Regions from separate parts of the Homo sapiens genome. Here region 1 is linked to region 2. Evidence: chromatin contacts called from ENCODE Hi-C or POLR2A ChIA-PET data. All regions are on one chromosome and are shown on one strand. Each heading gives the region's core, a stretch centred on a gene start or an enhancer-like site at or near the end of the contact. The rest is flanking DNA. Distances are from core to core; before and after follow the strand shown.

What was found. A loop is a pair of places that touch in the nucleus more often than their neighbours do. ChIA-PET counts read pairs that join two places held with the same protein, here RNA polymerase II (POLR2A). Pooled maps may share reads with other maps.
Region 1: a loop to region 2 is called in a map with no recorded cell type, with 3 times the contacts of the local background. The contact joins the enhancer-like site here to the promoter of FYN in region 2. A Hi-C loop is called at or near these places in 1 of 37 single-sample maps with no recorded cell type and 2 of 50 pooled maps. POLR2A ChIA-PET finds 5 or more read pairs at or near these places in 1 of 52 experiments (OCI-LY7).

Annotation. Positions count from the first base shown.
Region 1 is chr6:113,628,836-113,633,827 of GRCh38, reverse strand. The region is part of intron 1 of LINC02541 (long intergenic non-protein coding RNA 2541); the gene reads left to right. Among named protein-coding and RNA genes, the nearest start is that of LINC02541, 19 kb to the left of the region's middle. RefSeq lists enhancers at 1,473-1,522, 2,393-2,532, 2,553-2,852. Within about 2 kb of position 1,432, at least 26 of the 41 ENCODE cell types and tissues checked have a DNase peak (open chromatin) inside an H3K27ac peak, as active enhancers do; they include OCI-LY7, where a contact is called at or near this core.
Region 2 is chr6:111,870,928-111,875,226 of GRCh38, reverse strand. FYN (FYN proto-oncogene, Src family tyrosine kinase) reads left to right here and starts at 1,775. Exons shown (of 14, transcript NM_002037.5): 1 at 1,775-2,259. It overlaps LOC102724646 (a long non-coding RNA gene), which reads right to left and starts at 1,775. Exons shown (of 3, transcript NR_168402.1): 1 at 1,537-1,775. RefSeq lists silencers at 1,646-1,735, 1,856-2,105, 2,256-2,655 and an enhancer at 1,704-2,203.

The DNA.
Region 1 (4,992 bases), core at 183-2,682, 1.8 Mb before region 2:
CAATAAATTAATAATGATTATGTCATTCATAAATAAAAACATAGATATATGGTAGTACATGCTTAAATTTTATTTAAACTAGTAAGAAGGTGGGATCAAATACAGTGAAAGTCTAATGGTTAGGTAACACTTTGGCTGTAATACCCTCTTCCCTCTAATCAATGCAGTATAATAAAGACAGGTTCTAATATCTCCTCCTGAAACTGGGAGGAATTTTAAACATTCTCCCTTCTACATCATCAGAACAATATAGTTTTACTTTCACTACCTTTAAAAACATTAAGGAAAGTAGAGAACAATATTCAGATTAGTTATAAGATCAATTTTCCTATCTCCTTCTATAAGTTTCTAGGATTTTGTATATTTGGTGTGTAACATACTAACTATGTTGTATTTTTCTGTGCTTTTAGTCACAAAAAGATCCTTGCTTAAAACAAACATTTTCTAAAGACATCAAAGGCCATGTAGAAAAACATAATATAAAAAGTATTTGCAAGCTGGGTGTGGTAGCTCCCATGTCTGTAATCCTAGCACTTTGGGAGGCAGAGGTGGGAGGATCACTGCTCCTCACCCACCTACAGGTGGCTCCCATGCTTGTAATCCCAACACTTTGGGAGGCAGAGGTGGGAGGATCGCTTGAGCCCAGGAGTTTGAGACCAGCCTGAGTAACATAGTGAGACCCTGACTCAAAAATTAGCTGGGCATGGCGGCTCATGCCTGTAGTGCTAGCTATTTGGTCTTGAACTCCTGGCTTCAAGCAATCCTCCCACCTCAGACTCCCAAAGTGCTGGGATTACAGGCATGAGCCACCACACCTGCCCTATCCTACCTATTTGGGAGGCCAAGGTGGGAGGATTGCTTGAGCCTGAAAGGTCGAGGCTTCAGTGAGCCATTATTGTGCCACTGCACTCTAGCCTGCATGGCAGAGCAAGATCCTGTATCAAAAAAAAAAAAAAAAAAAAAGAATTTACAGTTGTGTGCCATAGCTTATTAGCAACAGTAGAGAAATTATAGCACAATATTTGCTGATACCACAAGGGAACACATATTTGTGGTGTCTATCTTTCATGTGTTTTTATTTTAGGAAATGAATGCTGATGTTAGGCAACTTAATCCCTTCCTTGTGACTTTTGCTCCTATTTCCAAGCTGGGTATCTCTTACACAGGCATTAACAAGTAGGTTGACTGTCGGGACAAGCCCAGGGATGGCATTGTTTCTATTTGCTGATAAATGACTCTGGGGCTGTGAAGACTCAGACCCAAGGAGTGACTCAGAAAGTCAGGGGCCCATGTCATTCTGCTCTGGGTTCAGACGTGCACTGCAGCAGCACCGGGACTTGACAGCCCTACGGCTCGATCAGCTTTCTGTTTTCATTGCCTTACGATGCCATGAGTGGAACTATTGTCAAATCAGAGTTCACTCCCCAGCTTTTCAGTCTTTCCCCTAATTCTTGCTCTATCAGAGGTCGAGGACAACAGTATAATGATTCATAGGTTCTACTTCCTGGCAAGTAATCATTTTCCCACGGTGAGTAATGATTTATGCTGAGAGGGGTAAAGAATTGTGATTTGCTTTTTTCTGTGTGGCCTTTCTGCTGACAGAGGGTTGGCTAGGAATACTTTTTTTTTCCATTTGTAAGGCCATCTAGAAAATGTTTTAAAGCATTTTAATTTTTTAAACATAGGCTCTTTAAATATATATATTATTCATAGAGAACTGGAATAATCCCCTCATATACTTTGTTAAAAAACAAAGACAATTTTGAAATTTCCTTTTTTATGTTGGCATGTGAGGACTCGGTGTGCCTCATAGAAGTCAAGAGCTGTAGAGGCCCACTACAACCCCACTTTTTAGATGGGAACACTGAGACCTGGAGAAGTTACTTGAGTTGTCCATTTCCACAGAACTGGCTAGTGACAGAGACAGATTGAAGCTTAAATTAGCTCATCATAGGCTATGATTTTATCTAACTTTAGGCTTACTTGTACCATGTCATAAGGGGAAATCTAGGTTTAAAGAAGTCCATGACTTTCACAGTGAACCACATGAATTAATGACAGAAGGGCCAAGGCAGAAGCATAGTAATTGGTATCGGATGGACCTTGGCTTGAATCGTGGCCCTGGAACTGGATGATGTTGGCTAATTTACTTAATTTATCTGAGTATGTTTTCTCACTTTACAGATGAGAATGGGGATAATAATGTCAATTTCATATCATCTGATGTAAGAGTAAGAGATAAGGCATGCAAGGCTCCTGACACATGGTAGGCTTTCAATAAACAGAAGCTCTAATTATTTTTTAAAACTAAGCGACACCTGTCCTTGCTCTCTGGGTTTCCTTTTCAAAGCAGCCCTAGTTATACTTCGCACTATCTTAGAACTTTGCTTTGTCAGACTCAACAGTTAGTTTTCTCAAGCCACTACTGAAATTTTTCCCTTAGTACTCTGCATCTGAGTTGTCTCATTTCCTGGAGGCCCTGTCACAGGCCAGTAGGCTGTTACAGAACATGATCTGAAACCTCACTGGCAAGGGAAGTCCCCTTCAAAAGAGGCATTTTTTTCCCCTTCTGGAGTTTCACGCTTCTCTTTCAGATTATGTAGGCAACCCCTCAACCGGAGGACACAGATGAAGGTCCTGCCCCGATTGTCCTGTGGACAGTGTGGGTGCAGTGGGGAGGCTGAGGGTCTGGGCATATTTGCCCCATATGTCGTCACTGCCACCATTTCTGCCTCTGTACCTCCATGTCCTTTCAGCTTCCCCACAAATGGCCTTTGTTTTTTTTTTTCTCTTCCCTTTGGTCTCCCCCTCCCACCTCACCAGGACCAACTCTTGAAACACCCAGTGGGAAATTTAGAGGAGTCTGTGATACGTGGGGGAGTATTGGAGCTTTGCATTTCTGTGTTTTCTTACTTCCTTTAGAGCTCACAGGGATTTCCTAAGCAGTCTCTTCTGTGCCCAGTGGCCAAGACTGGCTCCCTCCCCCTGTGATGGGGAATTGCCACCTAGGTGCAGGTGGTTCTTCTTTTACTTCTTCTTTTCTAAAAAACACAGTTACAAAAATATACACCTTATGTTCAGGTCTTGCAATGAAAAAAATTGCTCTAGTGATTTTTGTAGTATTTTTTCTATAACTGAAATGCTATTTACATATCATGATAAGAGATAGTCCATTTCATTAAATGGGCTCATTCCTTTAATTGAAGTGTGTGTGTGTGTGTGTGTGTGTTTATTGGCATACTTTCTAGATATTTTGTCACCAGGGAATTTCCCACTTGAGTATATGTTGTAACATAAGTGAATAGTCTGCAATATTTTTTTTGAGACAGAGCCTTGCTATGTTGCCTAGGCTGCAATATTTTTTAAACATTAATATTTACATAGAGATTTGTACTAAGTGTTTTGAAAATCCTTTAAATCACATTAAATATCATAAAAGAGATTTTTCATAATTAGAAAATATAGCCTCAATCCCATCCTTTTATTGTAATGATTGGTTTCATTTTCATATATTAACTTTCATTTTTTATTCATGTATTATAGTTTCATTAGGGTAGGGTCTAAAATTTGTGCTATCAAAATGAAACTAGCTATTGCTTCACGTTTACTGCAATAAGCCCACCTGCTTTTCTGATTTTGTGTGCACTGTCCTCTGTGAACTGTAATGGACCAAGTAACTATGAAACCAACATCTTCTTCCCTAGAGGATGGTCCCCTGGGAAGCCCCTGGATCAAGCTCCAATTCTGGCAGCTTCTCTTTCTTTTAAGAACAACAGATAAAGTTCCAGCATGGCTTATTTTATTTATTCCACCAATATGTATTCAGAGTGTACTAAATATTGAATGCTACTATGTTAATTGGGGACACAGGATGTATAATCACTTTGACATATTGAATATGGAGGGAAAACACAGGGAGGAAACTATTTTGGTGCTTTTGTGATTCTGTAAGTGGCTCAGAGTCAATTAGAGGAAAACATGATCTCTGTTTTTGGGTTCTGCAAGGTTGGAAGAAGTGGATGTGGAGATAAAGTAAAATGAGGGGCATGGTAAACTGTGGCCTGGTGGTGGGGTGGAGTTTGTATTTCAGGATACATAAAGTAATGAGCCCTATGATTAATAAAGCTAAGTTGAATACCTAACCCATGGGTTGGATAGCTTAGTATCTGGGACAATAAACTAGGAGTTTTGTTTATTTGTTGGTGAGTGGGGGAGGTGGGTATGGGAGATTTAAACTGAATTAGCAGGATTGAATCTCACTGAAAAGGAGGGAAAGAAAATTCTAACAGATTTCAGGAAGACAGAACTTTATTGCTTATGTAACCAAAAAGTCCCAGGCTGGAATTGACCTCAATTTTAGCTGAAATTAACTCTTTCAACAAAAGTTCTGTAAGTTTGCCTTTTTTCAGCTTTTGACTTAGCTTTCTTCCTTATTCTATTTTAGGCAGCCTTCCTCACATGATGGCAAAGATGGCTATAAACATTTATGGCTTAAATTCTACAAGTTTTGAAGCTTTGTTGGGAAGTATATGTCCTTTTTGCTTTGTTTGGCCCAGCTTGGCCAGTCTCAATCCATATGGTTTGGATGGGGGCTAATCTTGGAGGCAGGTGGTGGGATTGGCCCTTATCCAAACCATATCAATTGAGAATGGCAAATGGTACTTCTTCAAGGGGAAGGAATGTGTTGTGTTATCAGGAGAGGCGTGCTGGGTAGGTGAAAACCAAGAATGACCACAATGCAGATCCCTTTGAGGATCTGTTGAAAGAAATGGACCTTCTCTCTTTAGAAAAGTACTCTTGGCTGGGTGTGGGGGCTCATGCCTATGATCCCAGCACATTGGGAGGCTGAGGCAGGAGGATCACTTGAGCCCAGGAGCTTGAGACAATTCTGGGCAACATAGCAAAACCTGACCTTTATTGAAAAGATTAAAAAAATATATTAGCCAGGTGTGGTGGCACAATCCTATAGTCCTGGCTACTCAGGAGACTAAG
Region 2 (4,299 bases), core at 526-3,025:
TAGAACTATGGTCCTCAAGGTGCTGTCTCCAGATTGGCTGTATCAACATCACCTGGGAACTTGCTAAATGTGCAAATTCTTGGGCACCATCCCAAACCCCCTAAATCAGAACCTCAGGTGGTTAAACACAGCAATTCATGTTTAAGCAAGCCCCTTCAGTTATTTCTGATACATGTCAAAGTTTGAGAACCATTGCTCTACCCAACTGCCTCTGCATCCCAATCCAAATAAACCCAGAGCAGCCATTGCGGACTAGCCCTGAGGACGAAGAGCCTCTGCTCTTGAGATAAGCAATTCTTGGCTAAATGAAGCTGGCTTTCTCTTGTATGGAAATATCCTAGTCCTAGCTATGGTTCCATTTCTTGGGATTATGGAATTTCCAGACACAATTTAAACATGGTTTAATTTGTCATTTTGTTTAAGGAAAAGGAAAAAAATCCAGTAACCTCTGTATACTGTCACCTTGAGTTAGTTACTTAACTTTTCTTTTCCTCAGTTTCCTCCTCCATAGGATGCAGATCATTTAATAAATGTTAGCAACTTTTCTTAAAAAGTAGTGTGTACAAAAAGAAAAAAGTCAGCAAAAGGGACAGATTTTTTTAAACTACAGTAAAAACAAGTAGTGGGCCGGAAAGGCAATATTATAGATTTTGAGCACAGAAGCAGAAGCTGATTCACTTATAATTTCTTAGAACATTAGATTTGCTGAGGGGGAAGGTAGGGTTCTTGCCAAAATCATTAAGGAGAGCGATTCTGAGTATGCCTTAAAGCAGAACTTTCAGTAAACAGGAATTACCTATAAAGAAAATCAGGAAGCCAAAGTGTTTCTTTTTATGAAGTTACATCCTGCCATAGAAAAGCTGGATAGGAAATAAAGACCGATGCACTCCCAACTGTATACTAAACCGGCAATTATTTCATCAAGGGAAATATGAGCAAAAGCTCAGATTCAGTGAAGGGGAAAAAAACATGAGAAGTTTGAATGTTATGAGAAACCAAAGACAACCAATGACTACAATTAAACGAGGTTTTTTGGGGGTGGGGCGGGGAATGTACGAACAAATCTCTGTCATTTCAGGTTCCTTAGTCGCCGCTTGGCCCCTCCCCCTATTTCAGTAATACTTCCTCCAGACTTTTGCTAGAAAAAAAATATAAATGAGTGTCCGCAGAAATAGGGGACTGATAAAATGATCCTAATCTCCTTCTCCTCCTCATTGTTATTTGTTGTGCGTTTCCACGTTTCAGGACAGGATTCTACTTTGCTCCGTACTCTTTTCAGTTTGATCAAAGAAAACGCTGCTATCACCGCCCAATTTTCCATTTCATCCTCTCACCCTCAAATGAAAAGACACCAGAAAGGCAAGATAGCCCTGTCTCGAGGCAGTTTCCCATGGTTTTGGGGGAATGGCAGGTGCCAATCTGCAGCAGCAGCTGCAACCTTCCGCAAAGCGGAAACTGCAGTTCACACTCTCCGCTCTTTCTCCCGCCCTACTCCGCCACCTCACAACTCCACACAATCCTTAAAAACACACAGACCTCCTCCTCCAACCTCGCATTTTCTTGCACACCCTGCACCGCACGCACCCTGGGATGCCCGCTGCCACAGTAACGCTCAACCCACTCGGCGGCCCCACCTACTGCCGTCCCGCCCACGCCCCAGGCGCCAATGGTTGCGGCTCGCAGCTCCCAAGGGGCTCTTTGATAGGGCAGCCGGGCCTGTCACTCTCGAGGCGCGCCCCGCCCCCTCCTCGCTCCCCTCCGGAGCTGGAGGGGCAGAGCATCAGCAAGAGTAGCAGCGAGCAGCCGCGCTGGTGGCGGCGGCGCGTCGTTGCAGTTGCGCCATCTGTCAGGAGCGGAGCCGGCGAGGAGGGGGCTGCCGCGGGCGAGGAGGAGGGGTCGCCGCGAGCCGAAGGCCTTCGAGACCCGCCCGCCGCCCGGCGGCGAGAGTAGAGGCGAGGTTGTTGTGCGAGCGGCGCGTCCTCTCCCGCCCGGGCGCGCCGCGCTTCTCCCAGCGCACCGAGGACCGCCCGGGCGCACACAAAGCCGCCGCCCGCGCCGCACCGCCCGGCGGCCGCCGCCCGCGCCAGGGAGGGATTCGGCCGCCGGGCCGGGGACACCCCGGCGCCGCCCCCTCGGTGCTCTCGGAAGGCCCACCGGCTCCCGGGCCCGCCGGGGACCCCCCGGAGCCGCCTCGGCCGCGCCGGAGGAGGGCGGGGAGAGGACCATGTGAGTGGGCTCCGGAGCCTCAGCGCCGCGCAGGTAAGCAGGCGGCGGGGATGCGTCGCGGGAGGCCTCGGGGATGCTGCGGAGAAGCCCGGCCGCCGGCGCCCCCGCGCACGCCGCCCCCGCCGCAGGGCCCGGTGCTGCGGTCCCTTGGCCGCCAGGGCGCTCCGCGGGGCTGCCGGGGAGTCGGTGCTTGGGGTCTTCCCGCGGTTGCACCGGAGGACACCCCTGCGGGGTGCGGCCCCGAGGCAGCGCGGGGATGGGGACCCCATTTCCTCGCCCGCAAGCGGGCGCCGGGTGAAAATGGGAATTGGCTTGGGGGCGAGGCTGGCCCAGACTCCGCCCCCGCCCTCCTTTTGGGGCCCCCCGCGGGGACTGGGGCTGTGTGTGTTGTTTTAATGTCAGGGATGATGTAATCACTTAATAATTGATGCCCCGTGCTGCTTCCCTCCCCACCCAACCCCTGCCCCACTCCTCCACCTCTCGGCCTCCTCCCTCGGCGGCGGTCGCCTTCTCCAACCCATCCTCCTGCCTATTTCTGGCACCTCCCTTGCACTTCCCCCATCCTCCCCTTCACTCTTCCTGTGCCACCACCCACCCACCCTTCCCCTTTCCCCTGTGCTGGAGCCTTCCCTCCTCTTCCTCTGTCCCCCACCCCTCTGCTCCCTCCAGCTCTTTTCTCCTTCCTTTCCGGCTCCCTCGCTGGATTTCCTCTCTACTTCCCTAGATCCATGGCTGTTTTTGTTTGGGCTCCTCCCCTCTGTTATCTCTGCGGCCACAGGCGGAGGGGACTGGGCCAGAAGGAGGCCACCGAGCTTGGGCCCAGCAGAGATGTGCTGGGACTCACTGGGAAGAGGGATAATAAAATCACCCTTCTTGCCCCTCCTTCCCCCAATAAATCACACAGACTCGCCGGGTGTGTGAGTGTGAGTGTGACACAAAGAGCCCTTTCAGTGCATAGAGAGGAGACACACAAAGTACCCTAGGATAGGCACGATGCTTCTTGTCTCTCTTCCCTGGGGCTTCCCTTTCTTTCCCATGAAGCAGTTGATCTCTCTGAGTCTTTCCTGCCACATTTACCAAAAAATAAAAGAACCCCCGGATGCCGGGTGGCAGGTGTCGGCATTTTGCTGTGTTCAGAGACCGGTAGTGTTGACTGGCAGCTGCAGTGTTTCTTAGATTTAAGGGAACAGTTATCCCAGCAGTCTTAAGAGTTGCTTTACTTTTAAGGTAGCCTCCCCATCCCCTCGTTCTTTCCCCTGTCCTTTTGGGAACAAGTACTAAGAGCTGGGGTAGAGTAGATTGGTGTGGGGGTCACAAGAATTTTGTTTCTGAATCAGAATTAAATTGTTATTTGATAAGAGGGAGGCAGCCTGAATGGCTTCTTCTCTCAAGTCTAAGAGGGCACTGTACTGAAGTCTTTTGAAATGAAATCCTGTCTGCCCAGTGATGTTGTTTTACCCTTTTATTGAAGTAAATACCTGGGGACGTGGATAAAACGGTCTAGAGTTAGCATTTGGAAGACCACTGCAGACTGCCTCTTGCCTGCTTCAAGGTAGTCTTGGGACGCCTACTTCCTTTCTCACCACCCAAGCAACTGCAATACTTTCCACCCTATGTACTGTCTTCTTCCCCAGTCCCTGCTCCATGGGTACCCTGTATTCAGATGAAGGGACTCACAGACTTTTGGAGGAAGTGGTTTAACTATCTGAGGCTTTGAGGCCACTTGGCTATGAACTGGGGCTGTAGAGAATCTTGACTGAAGTCTAAACCATTTGATGTTCCCTTTAAGGAAGAAATGTTAATGTAAATCTGGGGGCTTAATGTTCCGTTTTGTAAGCCAGTGACTATTACATGCTTAATCGATATTGTCAAAACTTAAGTTGAACCTGTTCTTTCCTAAAAGTATGGCTCCTCGACTATTTTTATAAGTAACAGAACTGTAGGTTTAGTCTTCAGTAATTTTATTAGAAAAGAGTTATGATTCATTAAATATTTACTTACACACTTTTTAAGAACATTCATCGTGGAACTTTTTACGATAAAAAAAGCAATAGGGTTAATGAGTGTACTGTA